Regions from separate parts of the Homo sapiens genome. Here region 1 is linked to region 2. The links are chromatin loops, found by intact Hi-C in ENCODE. Cell type or tissue: IMR-90. All regions are shown on one strand. Links, peaks and the distances in the headings refer to the core of each region. The heading gives the core; the rest is flanking DNA. Region 1 overlaps DOCK2 (dedicator of cytokinesis 2). Region 2 overlaps DOCK2 (dedicator of cytokinesis 2).

Region 1 (10,760 bases), core at 662-8,661, 49 kb after region 2:
TTTTTAGAAAAATGTAAATTATTTTGGAAAAGGTAACGCATTTACATGGATGAAAATGAAAAGGTATGAAAGGGTACCATGTGGAAATGGTCCCTCCAGACCCTGTGCATGGCTAATCCCAGTCCCTTCTCTGTGGCAAAAGGCATATCCAGTTTCTTGTGTTTGCTTCTAGGCACACTCTGTGGATGTGGAATCAATTACGTATATGCTATATACTCTTTATTATTATCATGCAAATGGTAGCATGCTATGTAACTGTTCTGCACTTTGCCTTTCTTCACTTAATGGTATATATTTTTGGGAGATCATGGAATGACAGTGGATTTGCACAGAAGTTATGTTCAGAGCTTCTGCTTACCCTAAACTGGTCACCACTGGGCCCCACTGGCAGAAGACTTAGAGTTCCCTATTTTCAAGGTCAGTCAACTGGATGTCGATAGCTCCATCAGATTTGATCAGGCAGGATTCAGAAGCTCATATTCATCCTCTACCTCATCTCTAGGAATGCTCTGCATGCCTAGATTTTCAAAATGGATCATGCCTTTTGCTCCATGTAAAAGAATGACCTGTTCAGAAACTGCATTCCTTCACTCCTTTCTGTAAGGGTGAAGAAATGACTTTTCAGGGTCAGTACTTTTTTCTGTATCCTAAGACCCAGCCTCTCCAATTTTCAATTTCTCTATCCACACTGGTGTCAATAATAAAATGCGAAGCAAACTGTGCAAGAAACAAAGGGTCTTAGAATTCAGAGGATCAGCCATCACCCAACTGGAATTTATTCAGGGAGTGAAGCCTGAATATTTATGCAAATTGCCTGGTAATCACAGAAATATTCAGGAACCACTTCACTGTAAAGATGTTTTTTTCCAATGCCTGGTTAACATGGTGCATCCAAAATTGCTGTCTGTATCCTCTCCCCAGAGTTAAGGGTAGGAGGAGGATGTGGGGATGAAAATGTTCTTGTGATTTTAATATTTATGTGTGTGGTTTCCTGACCCTTTAGACAGATATGTGACAACAGATTAATCCAATAAATATGTAGTTTGTTTGAGCCAGGTGGTTTTTGTGAGGTTATGGAGACTAATTCTGGTAAGTCTTGTTGCACTTCTTGTGTCACTGTGCCTTTTTAAAGTGAGACTTCCATGGTTTTAAAGTTCTGATTTCCACCTCCAAATAAATTTCCCTCACCCCAAAAGCATTGAAATATGTCTGCCCCTTCCTGCCCTGGAAGCCCCTCTCAGGATTTCAGGTGGTGCCACTGCAGAGGCAAATTGAGTCCCATCCTAGAGACATGACAAGGACGACTCTAGCTACGCATATGGTGTGGCACAGGCAGCAGGGAGTGGGCTGCTTGGCTCTTCTTCATTGTTCAGAGCTGCTGTCATTGTCAGGGGCCCGGCTTGGCATCAAGGCCAGATGGAGTGCTAGCACGGGCCTGGGCTGGGCATGTGGTGTCAATTCCAGCCTCTTGGAAGTCGGAGTAATTCCTTGACTGCAGCCACATCTCCAGGGCTGGGAGGAGGCCTCTGAGGGTTAGCATCATGGCAGGGCAGGCTGGACAGCTGCTGCTTCTCAGTCCTGCTGTGTGTCTGGGTTTCAGATTCAGTAGAAACCCTCTGATTAATATTAACTGACAGAAGGCCAGCCCTGGCGTTGTACACAGTTAAAAAAGAAAGCAAAATTCTTACCTTTAAATACATACAGAGACTAGAGGTAGACAAAGTATCCTTTGGGGACCCCTTTCAAAGAGGAGGCAAAGTGTAATTAGTGTAGCCACGCTCGGCTCACATGTGAAAGTCGTATGACCTTATTCACAGCTGAAAGGTAACTCCTCTCCCACCATCTATTTGCTAAGTGAGCCCTGTTACCAAAATAGTCCCAAAGGGAAACTTCAGCTCATCCCCTTTCTTAAATCCTCAAGTTCCCAATGAATAAAACCTGAATTCATTATGCTTACTAGGTGTCCATCGACCTCGGGTGAGCATCTCTCTTTATACCCTTAAATAAGGTGAGTGTGATTCCTCTGGCCAAGTTTGAGCAGTAATGAAATTCCTCCTGTTATTCTCCCTGTGAAGTGTCCTGTGCCTCGGGGACGTGATTTGCTTTGAGCCTGCACTCATTTAACTGCCAGATGTGCAAATTGCCTGGAGTATTTTCAGTGACAGTTGCTTGTACTCACAGCCTTGAACATTTGTATTGACATTAAGCGGAGGGACCAGAAGGCTTTTAAGCACTTTCTGGGATTTTGGCAGACTACCCTATTGGCCTGTCATCAGAAGGATCCTATGGAGAAGGTGGAGAAGGGTTTACTGGTTAAGGACGGTGGTTCTTGGGTCACACTAGACCCGAGTTTACTTCCTGGTTCAGCTTTTTACATGACTGTGTGACTATGGGTAATTTTCTAAACCTCTCTGATTCTCAGTAAGCTCATCTGGAAAGTGGGAATAAGAACAATAACGTCTGTCTTAGAGGGTGATAGTGTGGGCTAATGAGATGGATGATGCATTTAAAGTACTTGACACAGCACTGGGCTCAGCATAATGTTTCATACTAAACAGCAATTGTTATTATTGGTGTTGTGGTTGTTTTTCCTGCTGATCCCAATTTCCGTGCTGACCTTTAAATTCCTTGCAATAAGGGCATCCCTTAACGTTTGATAGTTGCACACAACCCTCAACTACATGGTTTTCCTCAGGGTCCGAGAGACACAGGACCTAATGAATAAAAGGGCCTTGGTTGGTACATGCTCTCCATTCTGACTTTGAACGTGTTTGTTGTTGTTGTTGTTGTTGTTGTTGTTTTCAATTTTTATTGCCCTAGAATGTTTTTGTAAAGGGGCCATGTTACATATGCCTGGAAGAAGTAGAGGTCAAGGTGAAATATTTGTGATTTCTCACTTCATTGTTTGTGTTACTACAGGCTCCAACATAGTTACATAGTTTTGGACACTTGACAGCTATCCTCTCTGATGATTTACCCCTCAGGGCTCTTTTAGCGCACACACACACACACACACACACACACACACACCCCACACACAGTTTTTTCCTTGTTTTCTTTATGGAGGCAATTAGCCTCAACTTTGATTTGACCTGTGATATTGAGTAAATTACTTAATCCTTGTAAGTCTTAATTTCTGCATCTGTAAAATGGGAATAGTCACAGAATGGGTCCCCTTGGGTTGCTTGTTCATCAGTGGCACATGTGGCTAGTTAGCCTAGGAATTGCAGGAGTAAGGAGTCATCACCAGCCAGGTTCCCACATGGAATGTCTTGCTCCCTGTGGATGACTTCAGGCTTCAGTGAGAGGAGAACTGAGAAACTTACAAACACTAATTTGCTGTCTTCTCCAACACAAGCTCAGACCTGCCTGGTGGTGATGACAGGAGAAAGGACGCACAGATATGCCCGGAGAAAGCTCCAAGAGGAGTCTAGAAGAAAAGCAAACCCTCTGTGCCTTTGAAACAGATTTGTCCCTACAAGAACCTCATCTCCAAGAAATGTGTCTTTTTAGTCTGATGCTAATCAGAGGCACCATCTGGTTCAGTGTAAACTGCTTTAGGATCCACATTGCTAGAGATTTCTCTTCAAATTTCCAAAACAAACACAGAGAGAGATTGACAGAAAGAGAGAGGGAAGAAGGGGGGAGAGAGGGAGAGAGAGAGACAGACACCTGACAGAGATTTGGAAGCTCTTTCAATGTTTATTTTCAGCTGGTGGGTTTTTTTCACTGGGAACTTTATTGAGAAGCTGTTTTTTGAGCAAAGCATCCAGTTTCCCTTTTATTAAAGCTTAGCTTCCTTCTTCCCTCTCATCTGTTGCCCACAGTATCTGGAGATGCTGGGTCCCCCATTCACAGTGTACAAGGGGCTGGACAACGGTTGGGGAAAAGAGGGATGGAAATAATTGTGCCTATATCTTTTCTAATCAACATATCATTGCAGCATTGGGCTAGGAATAAACAACCCTCTGACTCTAGCAGTTACTACCTTTTTTTTCTTTTCAACTTTTATTTCAGGTTCATGAGGAACATGTGCAGGTTTGTTACATGAATTGATTTCATGTCAGGGGTTTCATGTGCAGATAATTTTGTCACCCAGGTAATACGCATAGACCTGATAGGCAGTTTTTTGATCCTTACCCTCCTCCCACCCTCTACCCTCAAGCAGGCCCCAGTGTCTATTGTTCCGCTCTTTGCATCCATGTGAACTCAATGTTTAGCTCTCACTTATAAGTGAGAACATGCGGCATTTGGTTTTCTGCTCCTGTGTTAATTTGCTTAGAATAATGGCCTCTGGCTTCATCAGTGCTCTGCAAAAGTATGTGATTTTAATCTTTTTTATGGCTGCGTAGTATTTCATCATGTATATGTACCACATTTTCTTTATCCAGTCCACCATCAGCGCGTGTTTAGGTTGATTCCACGTCTTTGCTATTGTGAATAAAGCTGTGATGAACATACACAGGCATATGTTTATGAATGTTAATGTCTTTGTGGTAGAACGATTTATCCTCCTTTGCATACATACCCAGTAATGGGATTCCTGGGTCGAGGGGTAGTTCTGTTTTAAGTACTTTGAGAAATCTCCAAACTGCTTTCCATGATGGCTGAACTAATTTACATTCCCTCCAGCAGTGTATATGCATCCCCTTTTCACCAAAACCTCACCAGAATCTGTTAATTTTTGACTTTTTATTTATTTATTTTTTTTGAGACTGAGTTTTGCTCTTGTCACCCAGGCTGGAGTGCAATGGTGCGGTCTCAGCTCACTGAAACCCCCACCTCCTGGGTTCAAGAGATTCTCCTGCCTCAGCCTCCCAAGTAGCTGGGAGGTGCACCACTGTGCCTGGCTTTTGTATTTTAGTAGAGACGGGGTTTCACCATGCTGGCCAGGCTGGTCTCAAACTCCTGTCCTCTGGCGATCTGCCTGCCTCAGCCTCCCAAAGTGCTGGGATTATGGGCATGGGCCACTGCGCTTGGCCAATTTTTGACTTTTTCATAATAGCCATTTTGAGTGGCGAGAGATGGTATCTCACTGTGGTTTTGATTTGCATATCTCTAATGACTAGTGATGCTGAGCATTTTTTCATATGCTTGTTGGCTGCATGTATGTCTTCTTTTAAGAAGTGTCTGTTCATGTCCTTTGTCCGCTTTTTAATGGGGTTGTTGTTTTTGCTTGTTAATTTGTTTAAGTTCATTAGATTCTGGATATTAGACCTTTGTGAGATGCATCATTTGCAAATACTTTCCCCTATTCTGTAGGTCGTCCATTTACTCTGTTGATAGTTGCTTTTGCTGTTTAGTTTAATTAGGTCCCACTTGTCAATTTTTGATTTTATTCTAGTGGTTATTACTTTGGTGATCTTCTTTAACATCTCTGAGCCTCGGGTTCCATGTCAGAAAAATTTGAAAAATGTGAATAGGAGTGTCATAGAATAAGAGACCTTTGAGTCAGGATATCCTTATTTTGGATCCTGGCTTGATTGCATGCTAGCTGTGTTCCTTTGAACAAGTAACCTCTCTGAGCTGTAGCTTCTTTAGCTACAGAAATGTGATAACTTATGAAAAGCAACTAGCAGAGTGCCAGAGACCCAGCTGCTGCTTATTAAAATGCATCTATTTTGTCTGTTGTATAACAGTACTAACCATAACAATAGTAACGACATCAACAGCAACTTAAAGGGAGAGACTTAATATTTATCAAATGCCAGCTCTGTATCAGGTATTACATACAGCATAAATATATATTAAGTTTTTACAAAAACCTAATGGCCTAGAAAGTTAAGTAATTTTCATTCCAGTGAGATCAAATATTACACAACGTATTAGGGTATTAATATTTTGGACTATGTGATGCTAGGGTTACAAATTAATCTCCAAATCTCAGTGGTTTGATAATGGAAAGGTTTATTTCTCTCCTGTGCAAAGTCTGATGAAGGTCATATGCCTTTTGTCCCTCCTGAAGTTGTGCCAGCTGGTGCATGTGGCCTCCCTGTAGCAGGAAAGATAAGAAGGGAGGGAAGGAGCACAGTGGCTCTTAATGACCTTGGCCTGGAAGTGACACCTGCCAGTTCCACCCACGGTCCGTTGGCCAGAACACATCACATGTGCTCTGCCAGTTCCACCCACAGTCCATTGGCCAGAACACATCACATGTGCTAACACCAGAGAATCTGGGATGTAAACGAAGCACACGCACATGCAATATTTGATGAGCGCTGTCTCTACGGCTCACAGGTAGTAAGTGCTGGAGCTGATTCTGAGTGCAAGTCATTTGAATAACAGAACCCACCTTTTTCTCACTATGCTTTATTCTTATGAGGACTAAAAAGGAGAAAATAGTGGTGTATTGACTTGGTAATTCTTCCTTCTCCATGTGAGAACAAGTGCCTCACCATTCCTCCTGAAGGATTTGTTTATTTCCATTCCCTGCTCCCAACTCCTGTTCCAAATGCCAGGCTATACATGAACTCTGACAGGTGTGCACAGGGACCCTTGCCTGGGAGGGGGATGAGGCTCTTGCTGCCAGCAGTTGCTGTGTCACCTGTGGCTTCTCAGGGCACAGCTTCCCTGCAGCAAGCCGGGGTGTTAGCAGGCTGCCCAAGACTTGGAATGTTGACATGAGGCTCTGCTTCTGAGACTGTTCAGAAGGAAAAGGCAGTTAGGAGAACAAAGCCTCTCCCTCTCAGGATGTGCTCTAGCCTCATAGTGGGGCTGTCATCTCTCTTTGTACCTTACATGCCCTTGCAAAATTCAGTTCATTGCATATAGTGCCTGGAATACCTTCTACTGCCTCCCATTCCCTACCTCAACCCCTAGCCATGCTCAACAGGCAACTCCTACTCATCCCTTTAAGAACCAAAGTAGACCTCAAGCCTGCAGTAAGTCCTCCCTGATGTCTCAGGCATTTCAGCTCAATTCCATTCAACATTTAGTCCCTGGGGAAGCAATGTGGATACAATTGTGACGAGTTTGCAAACTTCTGCACCGTGATCTCTGTGCAAAGAAAATGAAGCTGCTTCTTTTTGTTTTTAATCTAATTTAATCTTCTTTTTGAGTCTCTACTTTGTGCTGTGGCAACTTAAAAATTTCAATACATGGTATCTTATGGCTCTAGATTTAACCAGTTTTTCTGACTCAAAACAGTCCCCACCCTCCTAGGAACTCAAATAGGAAGGGGAAGAAAGGCACAGGTTTTGACGTTTCCCTCAGTTTATCTAAAATGACTCCCTTTGGGACTTTAGCCCCAGAGGGGATGTTGGTACACACAAATTTTGTGGCTTTGGGTCTCAATGCCAGGTGAAGGAGCAGCTGACCCTTCCTCTCCATCTTATCGCCTTCCTTTCTGAGGAGTCTGTCCTCATCTCTGTCCCTGGGATGGTAGAAAGAGAATGGCTGCCAGGGTACCTGATGAATGGGGAAAGATGTGAAAGTAGAGGGTTGAATACATTGCAGATATTACCCTGATTCCCAAAGGGGGCAAAACAACGCATCTAACCTCAAAGCTTAGATGTCCCTGAGGAGTTTGCTAAAATTGCAGAATCCTGGACCCTACTCCAAAGATTCTGACTCTGAATATCTGGGGAGGAGGCCAGGGATGTGCATGGTATCAGCCCGCCAAGGGGCTTTGGATGCAGGTGGCCCTTGACCTCTCTCAAATGGGAGACACAGCTCCAGGAGCCTGAGGAGGGAAAGGAAAGCAGTGTGGGCAAGGACATGGCTCCCCCATTGCAGAGTACAAATTTCCATCATGACACTTGACATATCATTCTAGCATTCTCTGTTTATGGGACTGTCTATACTGATGGAATGAACTCCTTAAGGATAAGGGAAGTTGTAAGTTTTGTTTTATTTACGTTCCTGGTCTATACACACGTTTATGTGCCTGGTCTTACTGATACCAGCTCTCAGAGGCTGGTCTGTGGACCTCGGTAGTAAAAGCATTATTCAATGGCCAGTGTCCCTTTAAGAAAAGGAAAAGAACAGACCTCAATTGTACAGAGCTGGAGCAGTCCTGGCCATTAATTCAAAATACATCTTATTATTGATCCACACAAGACATGCTTTTATTTATTTAAATGTTCTATTCATTATTTTTAATAACAAATGAAGCATCCATGCATTCACCACACAAAACAGAAGCTAGGAAGTTAACAATCACTTACGTGTAACCACATGACTGCCTTTCCCCACCTAAGGTAACCACATTCTTGAGTCTTTTTTTTTTTTTTTTTTTTTTTGAGACAGGGTCTTGCTTTGTCACCTAGGCTGAAGCACAGTGGCACAGTCATAGCTTATTGTAACCCTGAGCTCCTGGACTCAAGCAATCCTCCTGCTTCAGCTTCTGAGTAGTTAGGACTACAGGGACATACCACCATGTCTGGTGAAGTTTTTTAAAAAAAACTTTGTAGAGATAGGGTCTCCCTATATTCCCCAGGCTGGTCTCAGACCCCTGGGCTTAAGTGATCCTTCTGCCTTGGCCTCTCAAAGCACTGAGATTACAAGCATGAGCCATTGCACCCAGCCTCTTGAATCTTTTGTTAATCATTCCACTGCTTTCCTTTTCATGCAGTTGTATTGCATTTATATATATTCCCAGTATTTTAGTTATTTGAACTTTACGAAAAGTGTATTGAACTGTTGATAATTTGAAGGAATTTATTTTTTTTACTTAATATTAAACTAGGAATCATCCATATTACTGATTGCTGGAGTTCATTGTTTTGATGACGGTAGGAAATTCCATTGTGTGAATAAGCCATAATTTGTTCATTCATGCTTTCAATTTCAGGCATTGGGTTGTGTCAGTGTTTCTTCTATTGAAAGCACTGCTGCTAAGAACATTCTTGTACATGTCTCTTGTTGTAAATGTTCAAGAGTCTCCTTTGGGGATAGAACTACTAGTAGATTTGCTTGGCCATAAGGGATCAGAATCTTTAGGAGATAGTGAACACTCTTTTCCAAAGGTGGTTGTACCAATTTACACTCCCACCAGCAATGCCGAAGTGGACCTGTGTAGCCACAGTCTCTTTAATGCTGGATATTGCCCTACTTCTTAACCTTTGCCACTAAAATGGGCTTAGACTACATCATCACTGTCTTCAGTTGCATTTCCTTGATCACCAGTAATGCTGAAAATCCTTTGTTCTGTTTTCTTTGCCACTCGTGTTTTGTTTCTTTGCTATGTCTTTTCATGTCTTTTGACTGTTTTTCTTTTTTCTTTTTGAGACGGAGTCTCGCTCTGTCGCCCAGGCTGGTGGAGTGCAGTGGCGTGATCTCGGCTCACTGCAACCTCTGCCTCCCAGGTTCAAGCGATTCTCCTGCCTCAGTTTCCTGAGTAGCTGGGATTACAGGTGTGTGCCACCACGCCTGGCTAATTTTTGTATTTTTAGTAGAGACAGGTTTCACCGTGTTGGTCAGGCTGGTCTTGAACTCCTGACCTTGTGATCCCTCTGCCTCGGCCTCCCAAAGTGCTGAGATTACAGGTGTGAGCCACCGCACCCGGCCTTTTGTCTTTCTGTCAGATTGGTTGTATTTTTCTTATTGATCTATAGGATATTTAATATATTCTTTCTACTTATCTTTTGCTGATTTTATGTATTGTGAATATCTTCTCCCAGTTTATACCTTGTCTTTTTATTTAAGATGCATTTTCATGAGCAAAAGTTCTTAATTTTAACACAATCAAATCAATGTTTTTTTAGTCAAATTTTTGTGTGTGCCTTAAGAAATCTTTCTCAGTCCTGAAGTCTAAAAGATGTTCATTATTTTTACTAAGAATTCTATAATTTTAGTTTTGATACATAAATCCTTTATCTACAGAGTTTATGTTTTATATATAGTGTGAGTAGGAATCTGATTTTTGTCTTTCATTTTTGTTTTTTTCCCATTTGACCACACCTCTTTCCCAGCTTCATCTGCTGGACAGTTTCTCCTTTCTCCATGCCAGTGTCATTTTGCATTTTCAGGACATTGCTCTTTCCTACAGGCTGTGGGCTGAGTTGCTATAGCCTAGATTCAATCTCCGGTGCTGAGGACAGGGTTGCTGTAGACTGGATTCAGTCTCTGGTCCACAACATGCAGGTTCTCTGTGCTATCGCTCACTGAGAGCTGAAGGATTAGGAAAAAGGAGTAGCCTCTCCTCCTCCAGTCAAGCCCCTGAATTAGTCTTCAGTGTGATGTTAGCATCCTGGGAATTATGTGCCAAGGCATAGCACTTACCTTCTCTCGGCTTGCACTTTCTCAATTATGAAAGAAATAATTTTCCTTATGGTAAGAAATTGCTTGGGCTCATAAAGCTACCTTCCTGTAGTTTCTTTTTGTATTTGATAATAACAGCACTGAACTGGGAGTGAGGAGACCTGAATCATAGTAAAAACAACATCAGCAGTTGCAACAGCAACTGACGTTTATTGACTGCTTATTATGCACTGGCACTGTGCTAAACAGTTAGGTATATTATCTCATTTAGTGCACAGTTGTGAGATCTTGGGCATGTCCCTTAACCTCTGTAGAACAACTGTAAATGATGACACTGAACAAGATTTTGTAGTGTTCCACCAACAATGAAAATCTATGTTTTAAAAAAGTCATCCTCTGCTTCACAGTGATAATAATTCTGAATCTTTTTCACATAATACCATTTAGTGCCTTAAAAACCCTCCTCTTCCCATTGAAAAATATTCTCCCAATACTGTGTTGAGAAGTATTGAGAAGCATTCCCCCAGTACGTCTCAGCATCCTGCCTCAGCTGGGGGCAA
Region 2 (10,760 bases), core at 228-8,227:
GTAGGCTGAAATTGCCCTTTTGCCTGTGGGATGCATGGCAAACACAGCCTCGTCAAGGCTTCATCTCATAGTACTCTTGTACTCTTCTCTGAGTCTCTCTGACTTTTCCAGAAAACCCCCTTTCTTCTGTACAGCCTCTGTTTTCTCATTTATCACACATAGAATTCTTGGCTTGAAAGCCCTTCTTCCCTGACAGAATGTGAACTCCTTGGGGTCAGAGGCCTAGTTGCAGTCAATTTTCTTTTACTTACCCCCATTAGGTCCCAGTTTCCTTGACTGAGGATAATAACAGTGTCTGCTTCATATGTTTGTTATGAGGCTTAAATGAAATGAACCAAGACATATAAAACACTTGGTTTCACTCCTGGTGCGGAGTAAGATAAATGTTATCTTCTGTAATGCCTACCTCTAGTCATTCATTTTAACATGCCACTCATTTATGTGTGTATCACTCTGCTATGTATTCTATATGCATTATTCCATATTATCTGCTCAGGTATTCTAGGAAGTAGGGATGATGATTGTCTTCAGTTTACTAATGAAAAAAAAAATGAGACACAAAGAGGCAAAATAGTGTATTCAAGATAGCATAGACCTGTGAATGGCAAAACAGGGTCCAGATCCCAGCACACTCTTACTTAGTGCCTTTGCCATTAAATTCCTCTTTAAGCTAGAGTCCTTATTTTGCTGGTGAGCAGATATTATGGTCTCAAAAAAAGGATGAATTAAAATGTACTGTCTGGGAATTTTCAATTCCGTTTTTATTTTGCCATTAATGAGGTTCACAGAGCTTTCACCTGGTGGATCAACCCCCTTTCTATTAATGTGTCTTTGAATTCTTACCTGTATTGTGGAAAAACAGTCCTGCCTCACCAGCCAATGTCTATTGCTTCTCTGATGATTTTCTTCACTCTTTATGACTCTCCCCACTTCACAGTGTCTAATTTGTCTGCTGCAGGCTCTGTGTGGCATTGGGCATGGAGCCTTGGCTTGGGGCAGTAACCAAGTGTTGTTTCCAGGGGGACAGCAAGAAGATGGAGGATGCCAGCGCATACCTGACCCTTCCTTCTTATCGACACCATGTGGAAAACAAGGGGGCCACGCTGAGCAGGAGCTCCAGCAGTGTTGGGGGGCTTTCTGTCAGCTCCCGGGATGTGTTCTCCATTTCCACCCTGGTGTGCTCCACAAAGCTCACTCAGAATGGTAATCGGGTCATCAAGAGTTGTGTCTGTGGGGAGTGTGTGTGTCCGTGTGTGTGTACATGTGTGTATGTGCTTGCAGACCCAAGGAGGTCCTGATATGGACAGTTAGGCCAGTAATGATACTTCTGAATGTCTGGACTCTATTTTAGTGGGCTTGCTGGGTTTGCTGAAGTGGCGTATGAAGCCTCAACTGCTACAGGAGAATTTAGAAAAGTTGAAGATTGTGGATGGAGAGGAAGTGGTGAAGGTCAGTGGGGCTTCATTTTGATTGTATTCTTACACTAGTGACAGAACTCTCCATGTGGGTGGCTTCAGGGGAAAAACAAGGTATTGAAGGACATGGGGAAACTTTTCTTCCAACAGTAGGATACACTCTCCCGAGTTGCCTTGAGGAATCTTTATTGGGAAATCCAGGGGAGTGACTTGGTTCAATGGCACTGAATGTTGGGTGCCAGAAAACAATGGTTATGCTCAATCTCTGGAAATAGATGAGCCTGGGTGTAAATCCCAGCTCTCCCACATGCCAACTTTATGTGATAATATAAAAGTGACATAGTTCTCAGGGCTGTTATGAGCATTCAAGGTGATAATATTTAAAACTTACTCAACAGTCTCTTACACATAGTACACAACAATTAAACCAAAGCATATAAAACAAAGTTCAATAAATGGTAATTATTATTTTTGTTGTCATATGTTGATATATATGTATATGCATATATATGTATGTATGTGTGTGAGCATATATATGTGTGCATATGTATATATACATATATATATAGTAGTATGATCTGTTAGTACTACCCACAGATCATTGTTAGAAATAAAAAGTATTCTTGGTTTCTGCTGCTTGGAGAGCATTATGTATTAAAGACGGGAAAGGGAAAGACATCAGGGCTTACATTTTAAGTGAAATAAGCAGAAAACAATGCAAATGTCAGATGTATTATTGCATCCACATGGTAGTGGAGAATAGAAAGCGTCTGAAGTGCAAATCTAATTAAAGCAACCCTTCTCTCCAGCCTTATGAATTGGGACAAGTGTTTCCCAATGGTCCTGGAGATCTTGTTTCCTTGATACAGCTAGAAATTCTGAGATTAAACATCTTTATATGGTAGCTCTGTGTTTTGAGGGATTATAGGAAATATTGACCCATCCCTTAGGAGGGAGGAAAATCAAGTTTTATTTAATTGCCTCTACCTGGAGAAGCAGTGGCAGAATTTCCAGATGCCGTAAATGTATACCACTGACCCATCTACCTCGTTCAGCAATGGCAGAGTAACTCCCCAAGACACCACTTTAATAAAGTCTATAGCCTTTTGGTAGCTTGGAGAAGTCATGGAAGAGATGAGGCTTTTGTTGTCTTCCTCTTGCATTCTTTTTTCTTTTTTTTTTTTTAAAAAAGTTTGTTATTTAAATATGATATACATATGATGAAATAGATACAGAGCAGTTATCTTAAGAGTATAGCATAATGGATTTTTACACACGTAAACACCATGTGTACTCACCACCCAGAAGAGGATACAGACCACTTTTAGCATTATAGTAGATTCCCTCATACCCCTTCTCAGCCAGTAGTCCCCCGGGGTAATCACTGTCCTGACAACCATCATTGTAGATGGGTTTTTGCCTACTCTCAAATTTCATAAGAATGGAATAGTGAAGAGTGTACTTTCTGTGCCTGATGTATTTTACTGCATATAATGCTTGTGAGAATCATCCTCATTTCTGCCTGTGGAAGTAGTTTGCACTTTAGTCCAGCTGTGTAGTATTCTCTAGTGTGAACATGCCACCATCTGTGCATCCATTCTGCTGTTGATGGGCAGTTGGGTTCCTCCAACTTCTGGCTCTCGTGAGTAAAACTACTCTAGACGTTTTGAGCATGACATGTGGTGGATGTGTGCTCTCATTCTCTTATAGATAGTTAGGAGTGGGATTGCTGGTTCACCTGTACTTTGTCTTGTTTCTGAAGTAGTGCAACCTTTGTTATTTCTTCCAGTTTCTCCAGGATACTCTGGATGCCCTCTTCAACATCATGATGGAGCATTCTCAAAGTGATGAATATGACATCCTCGTCTTTGATGCCTTGGTAAGAGAGAGGGGAAAAGTGTCTAGTGACAACAGGCATTAATGTATGTCTTACTGTGAAAATACTGAGAACTCATGGCCCTCATGGCCCTCATGGCCTTTTTCATGAATTCTTTGGAGGTGTTGTAATGTTTGGCAACAAGACCAATAATGAGCTGCTATTTCCTTTTGCTTCTTGCCAGTTCATTTGAAAGCATGAGGCATTGTGGGTGAAAGGGGAATTTTAAATGCTGATGTCAGATTGACACTGGCTGAAGGTACATGAGGCTGGATATTGTGAATGATTGCTTCTGCTTTCTATGAATGTTGGGAGCTAGTCCCTGGCTAGGTTGTAAAGCACCAAAAATGTTTCTTAGCTTTCCTTTCACCTTCTTCTCCCCATTTCCTCCAACTCACTAATCATTACATTTCTCCTACCCACCCAGAACTTTTCATGATGCTGTACCATCCAGATCTTCCTTCTTTTAGTCCTCCCCTATGGTCTTTTTGTCCTCTCCCTATCTCGACTCAGATTTTCTCAGTGTTATGTCAAAATAAACACAAGAAACATCTGCATTAGGGAATCAGTGCCCAACAAAGTTTTTAAGTGTTAACCCCTTGTGTCATGGATATTTGCATTTTTAAAGAGGTTACTGAGAGACAACTGTGGCTTAATCAAGTGCTTCCCCAGAGAGTACCCTAGAATGCTAGCTCTCAGAAAAGATGTTTCATGACAAATATATACTTTGATTAATTAATTTAGGGAAGTGTTGAATGTTGCATGACCCTTTTAGAGATTCACAATGTACATAAGTATATTAAAGATTCTAAAAAGTTTTGCAATAAGAAAGTCTAATAATGATAACCTGACATTTCTCAAAACCTATTTGACCATGAAATCCTTTTCATCTTATAACACCCCACAGCACACTTCATGAAACATTTTCTTTGGGAAGATGCTACCTTAATAAAGAGAACTCATTATGTATTAGTGAGCTAATTCCTGGGCAAAGGATTTTAATGGGGGTTGAATTATGCCAGGTAAAGATGGCTTCCTGCCCTGGGTTTGCCCTGAAAATACTGCTGCCTTGCATCTTCCTCAGATTTACATAATAGGACTCATTGCAGACCGGAAATTTCAGCATTTCAACACCGTTCTGGAGGCTTACATCCAACAGCATTTCAGTGCGACCTTGGCTTACAAGTAAGTAATTGTGCACATGGGAACTTCTTCTCTACCACCCTCTTGCCCTGCCAGGATGCCTAGGGCACAGGAACTTGAGTAATTTTCTTTTGTGACTCATCTGTGTGAGCTCTCCATTCTCTAACAAAATCTAACCTATGCTTGGGTTATTTGGATATCATTAAAAATGTGGAATACCCATAGGTTTGGATGAATGCCTTATGGTTGCAGTGGTACCTGGAAGTGCTCATTCATCCATTCAGCTAGCGTGCTCTCATTTCTTGAGTGGACACCAGGACTTAAAGGCTACAGAGAAGACCAGGTGTGGTGGCTCACGCCTGTAATCCCAGGACTTTGGGAGGCTGAGATAGGTGGATCACCTGAGGTCAGGAGTTGGAGACCAGCCTGGCCAACATGGTGAAACCCTGTCTCTACTAAAAATACAAAAATTAGCTGAGCATGGTGGTGGGAGCCTGTAATCCCAGCTACTCGGGAGGCTGAGGCAGGAGAATCACTTGAACCCTGGAGGTGGAGATTGCATTGTGCAGAGATCACACCACTGCACTCCAGCCTGGGTGACAGTAAGACTCATCTCAAAAACAAAACAAAACAAAACAAAACAAAAACAGCGGGGGAGCTACACAGAAGAAAGTGCACATGCCAAGTAGCTCAGTCTGGTTTGGGTGTAGGGAGAGGGTGAGAGATAGGAGATGATGCCACAGGGAGTTTGGTGGGGACCAGTTTGTGAAGGGGCCTTGAAAGTCAGGCCAAGTAATTTGAAGTCTGCCCTATGGTAAAGAAGAAACATAGAAAGTTCCTAAGCAAACTTAGAGTTCTGTGATATTACAAGAGCATGTTCTATAGAAAGAAAAAGTTGAAAAAAAAGACATTATTGCCACCATTATTCCCCATTATTCCCACTTGTAGCCTGATTGTGACTAGTTCTCCTAGTCAAAAGATTTTTTTTTCCTCCCTATCTTTTTCTTTGCTGGCTTTTTATGAGCAGGAAATACTTATTAATTCCCTGTAATAAATATAATTTTTATGCAGAGTTATCTTTATGCTTACAAATGAGTAAGTGAGCTTGGCTCTACTACCACCTTTAACCTTTGATTGAATGCCTTATAATTTACTGAGCAAACTAATTACCATGATGAAAGAGATGTATTTTGAAAATATTATCCCTTATTCAGGAAATTGATGACAGTGCTGAAGACTTACTTGGATACCTCCAGCAGAGGGGAGCAATGTGAGCCAATCCTAAGAACGCTGAAGGCTTTGGAATATGTGTTCAAGTTCATTGTTCGGTCGAGGACATTATTTTCACAGTGAGTACTTGTTATGTAAGAGTGATTGATTAGCTCTGCAATTCCTCTGGGATACAACAGTATTTTTACTGTAGGAGAAACTCGTTTAAAAAATTATAACCAGCTGTCGATCAAAAACAGCTCAAGAATCCAACCTAGAGAGTAATGAATATGTAATAATTGTACCCTCTAAGTTCATTTGGGAAAAAAAAGAAATCTTAACAGGTTGCAGAGTTATGTTTAACCAGTAAATGTGATTTGAGGCTCTTCTGTGTTTCATCTAACATTCTTCATTTGATTTGAAATATGGTGAACATTTTCCAGCAATCTATATCCAATGTTAGAGGGCCTGGGAGCAGGAAGGGCAGAACTCAGGGAGTCTGACATTTACTTGGCTCTTGTAGGTTGTACATGGCCAATAAGCTGGTATTTGCAGTTGACCTGTCTGTCCTTGAGATCCTAGTAGCCAAAAAGTGAGCTGATGTATTAGAGTACCTTAGAAGATTTTGATGGTCAGTATCACAGAGGCCAGCTGCCTTTTTGAAGGGCTTTGGAGAGGAAGGTATTCAAATGCAATTTATAGAAGAACAATTCATGTTCATCTTGGCCATAGGGCAAAGTTAGGTAGAGGATTGTTTGTGTGTAATCAGGTTGGTTGTGTGTGATGGAAAATAAGAAAAACATTCAAGGAAAGTATTGTCTGGATTCTTAGTGCAAACAAAGAACACGCAACTGAAACTGACTTAGGGAGAAATGAGACTTTATTTCACATCATTGAAAAACCAAGGGTGTAGTCGGCCTCAGGCATGGCTGAGTCCAGATGCTCAGCGTTATTGGGATAGTCTCTGTCTGTCTAGATCTGGACTCTGCTTTCTTTTTGTTGATTGTCTTATAAGGCAAGTTTTCCGACGCAGAGGCTGCTAGAATCCTCAAGTTTACATTCTACCAGTGGAAGCAACTCTATGTTCCTTGTTGTCCTAGCAAAACCCTATGCCAAGAACTGTTTTGGGTCTTGTATAGTTGTGGTCATGTGTGCATTACTGGAGTCATAGCCAGGTCAGCCACTTATGGTGTGGACTTGTTATTTTAGAGATGAGTTCTCAAAAGAAACTTGAATTAGCCTGGGCAACAAAGCAAGACTCTGACTCTTAAAAAAAAAAAAAAGACCATCATTGTGATTGTGATCATGACAATGGATGGGCTGCTAAAGCTTTATATTTGACAGTGCATCTGAAACAGGCAATCATTTGGGATTCTCTTAACACATTCTTTGAGATTTCAGGTTATGAATAGAAAGATGTGAGTGTCTTGAACCATGCGACAGAACAAATGCACTTAGGTCATTCTGAAAGTGAAGTGTCTGTTTCAGATTCCTCTGGCTTGTCATTTAGTCAAGTCTGAGTCGGGTATTCTAGGTTTGAGAGATACTTCTCAGTGATTTGGGAAAACCAATGAGACTCCAGTGAATCTAAGAGTGATTTTCTTGGAGGAGTTCAAGAATTCAGACATTGCAGTTACAGCTTAAAAGTCAAGGATATCTTATCCCATCTTCCAAGTGAGAATGTTTTATGTATAAGTAGAATATGTCTTTTCTACTTCTCAGACCTTTTCAGTTCTTCCTTTTGGTGTATTTATTTTATTGCTTCTCCTCTCTCCTATATTTCTTTCCTTTTCCATCCCTTCCTCCCTCCCTTTCTTCCTTCCTTCCTTCCATTTTTTCCTTCCATTTTCAAGGATTGAGCTTCTTTACAAAGCCTCTTGCAGTGCCTGAAGCTCAGACAACCAGCTGCGCTAATCCTCAAGGGTTCTGAGCTTGTGGAATTATACAGAGTTTGGAGCAGGCTGAGCTTCCCTGTTCCATGAGATGGACACTGAGCGGCTCCCCTTCCTACTGGAAGGCACATGGAGATGAGACTGCAGAGCTTCTGTTAAGATAACTCTCTTATTTATTTATTAATTTTGAGACAGAGTCTTGCTCTGTCACTAGAGCAATGGCGCAATCACGGCTAGAGGGCAATGGCACAATCATGGCTCACTGCGATCTCCGCCTCCCACCTTCAACTGATTCTCCTGCCTCAGCCTCCCAAGTAGTTGGGATTACAGGCACGCATCACCACACCCAGCTAATTTTTTAGTAGAGACGGGGTTTCACCATGTTGGCCAGGATGGTCTTGATCTCCTGATCTCGTGATCTGCCCACCTCGGCCTCCCAAAGTGCTGGGATTACAGGCGTGAGCCACTGCGCCCAGCCAGTATAACTCTCTCATGTCTTACGTCTGTTAGTTTTTGTGTTTTCCATCTACTGGGACAAAATACATTTGTGCATTTGTTTTGCTCTTCTCTGCCTCAAGGCATATAATCTTGCAGAACCCCTAACTCTTTAACTGGTGTAAATTCAGTGCTGCTGTGACGTAAATGCTAAGTGACTTTTGGCTTATTCAGGAGCAGGGTGATCTGTTATTCCTTGCTGTATCCCTAGAATAGCAGCACATCACTGACATTTGGTCAGGAGAGGTCTCTAAAGCAACCCAAGCCTAATCTTGAATCCTTCCTCATGAACAGAAATGTAGGCTGACCTGCAAAGACGGTCTAGGACCTCATGCTAGGAGAAGGTAGGTTTTGTGTCTTGTTCTTTTTAGAATCTTTAGCAATGATCTGCTCTCCAGTGGAGTCTCTAGGGCATTGGGAAGCTATTGGGGTATTTCTCCATACGAGGGGGCATCTTCTGTGGGAAACTAGAAAACAGAAGTTTCAATGCTTTGAGATGTCTAACCCAGCTGTTGGGAAATCAGAATTGAATTATTGGTTTGGGGCTAATTGTATCTGGTATTGTGTGTCTGTTTCCTGTGAATCCTTTATTCTCTTTCCCTGCTTGCATAACTGCAGCGGATCTAGCTCCCATTATTTGTTCCCTTGCCATTATTTTTTGCACATCCTGCCCAGGAACACTTGCAAGGGCTAAGGATTTTCCTGTGTCAGTATGCAACGTATAGTTGGGTAAGGAAAGAAGAGTCGTTGTGGAGAAGGGGTGGAATTTTTATTTTACTATATTGTTCAGAAGGATTCATTTTTATCTATAGCCAAAGAAAGAAGAGAGTGAGTTCCTTGTCCCTCGCTTCTTGTGTCACTAGCTCCTGAGTCAAAGTCTGGATCAAGTGTCTCTGATTAGGCACATGCCAGTGCTGTAGCTGCAAAGGAAGCTGGCAGAGCAGGTTCTAGCTTCTGCCACAGGGAGGCAGTCTTATGAGTAATTCCTAAATTATAGGAAGTGTGTCTGAAAGATGCTGGTGGCCATAAATATGTCCAATATCCACTAGGCTTTTGTAGAATGACTGAGCTCCTGGGAGGTATTGAGCATTGTAAGGAACATTCAGAAAGAGTTGAAGTGATAATCTTCTACGATTCAGCTTCTTTACAAAGCCCCTTGCAGTGCCTTTAATCCTGAAGCTCAGACAACCAGCTGTGCAGATGCCCAAGGTTTCTGAGCTTGTGGAATTACACAAAGTTTGGAGCAGACCATGCTTCCCTGTTCCATGTGATGGACACTAAGCAGCTCCCTGTCCTACTGGCAGGCACAGAGAATCAGACTGCAGAGTTAGGATAACTCTCTAAAAGGGAGAGGAACCAGAACACTGTGCTGCAACAGGAGTTGCTCCCACTTGTCTCTGCTCCTCACAGATCCTCATGCTGCCCCAGGCTAGAGTGCAAGGGGCAGCATGGAGTAAGAGTTATGAGGAGATGTTCATGCAGGACAGACAATGGGTATAGTGGTATCTCTGCCTCTATAAGTACCTGGGTTAGTGATTGAATCAGCCTCTCTGAGCCTCAGCATCCTCATCTATAAATGGGGATAAACCAGTTCATTGTGTTTCAATGATGAAATGAGATTATGGGTACAAAGTGCTCCATGCAATATCTGGTACTTATTTCATAAATTTAATAAATGTTAGCTGGTATCATGTTTTCACTTAGGAGAAACAGCAAGGGTGCTTTTTTCAAAAACTCAGATTTAAATTATTAAGAAGAAATTCCAGGGTCTTGATTCAAGCTTAAAATTTGACTTACTACTCATACTATCCTAAACATTTCTTACAGTTTATTTCTCTGGAGGCAGGGATAACTTTTACCAGGTGTCTGTGCTTTTTGAGGACCACAATGTGGTACTCTCCTGGCCCCAGGAATTCACGCTGGTCTACTGCTAGCCCTCACTGGGTGGTCCTGATTCTGTGTGTTGCTCTTATTTCCTCTGTGAGTGTGATCAGGCCCCTCTGGCCAGAGCAGCTGTGGTGCCCGGGTCTCTGGCCCCTGCTTGCTATGCCTGCTTTTCTTTGCATCCTGCCTTCTGCTCTTATTACAGACCTGCTTATTTGGGTCTTGCTTCCTTCCCCATCTCCATTTAACCCTGATCTCCTGCTTCCACAAACTCCTCCTTCACCAGCCCCAGCTCCAGCTCATTTGCTTATGAGAAACTGCCAGCTCAGAGGTGAAAGGCACAGTCTCCAAAGCCAAGTCTGCTTGGGTGTGAATTCTGAGTTGGAATCTTGCCATTACATTTACTAGCATTTACAACCTTGGACAAATTATTTAATCTGCCTAAAGCTCAATTTCCTCATATGTAACACGGTCATAATAGTACCTACCATACAGGGTTGGTGTACAGACTAAGTGAGCCCAATGGATGTAAGGTACTTACTTAGCACAGTGCTGGTCACATAGCCAGTATACATGGTTATTCACTTATCATCTTCAGCAGTCTTCACAAAAATTCTACGGAGGACCCCATTTTCTGACTTTATCTCCTGCTACTCCTCACTCACTTTGTGCCAACCACACTGGACTTGCTGTGGCTCAAGCTCCTTCCTTCCTTGAAGACCTTTGCACCCTTCCCCAGATCCATTTGTTAACTCCCTCACCATTTTTATATCTTTGCTCAAACCTCTCTTTCACTACCCTATTTAAAATTGCAACCCCTGTCCCGAGCACTGCTGATTTCTCTCT

What was found. Peaks named below come from ENCODE experiments on the same cell type or tissue, not always from the same donor. Only the 100,000 strongest peaks of a DNase experiment are listed, where the experiment ranks them.
Region 1: a loop joins it to region 2, with 2.5 times the contacts of the local background. A loop is called at or near these places in 4 of 110 quality-filtered maps.

The regions. Positions count from the first base shown.
Region 1 is chr5:169,762,074-169,772,833 of GRCh38, forward strand. All of the region lies in intron 25 of DOCK2 (dedicator of cytokinesis 2), which reads left to right. Among named protein-coding and RNA genes, the nearest start is that of DOCK2, 130 kb to the left of the region's middle. In IMR-90, for the core only: no CTCF peak of the experiment used is centred there; a DNase peak (open chromatin) is centred at 798; H3K27ac peaks cover 270 bases.
Region 2 is chr5:169,713,009-169,723,768 of GRCh38, forward strand. It overlaps DOCK2 (dedicator of cytokinesis 2), which reads left to right. Exons shown (of 52, transcript NM_004946.3): 18 at 1,020-1,203; 19 at 1,352-1,449; 20 at 3,205-3,294; 21 at 4,376-4,476; 22 at 5,649-5,783. Among named protein-coding and RNA genes, the nearest start is that of DOCK2, 81 kb to the left of the region's middle. RefSeq lists an enhancer at 6,643-6,942. In IMR-90, for the core only: no CTCF peak of the experiment used is centred there; a DNase peak (open chromatin) is centred at 3,463.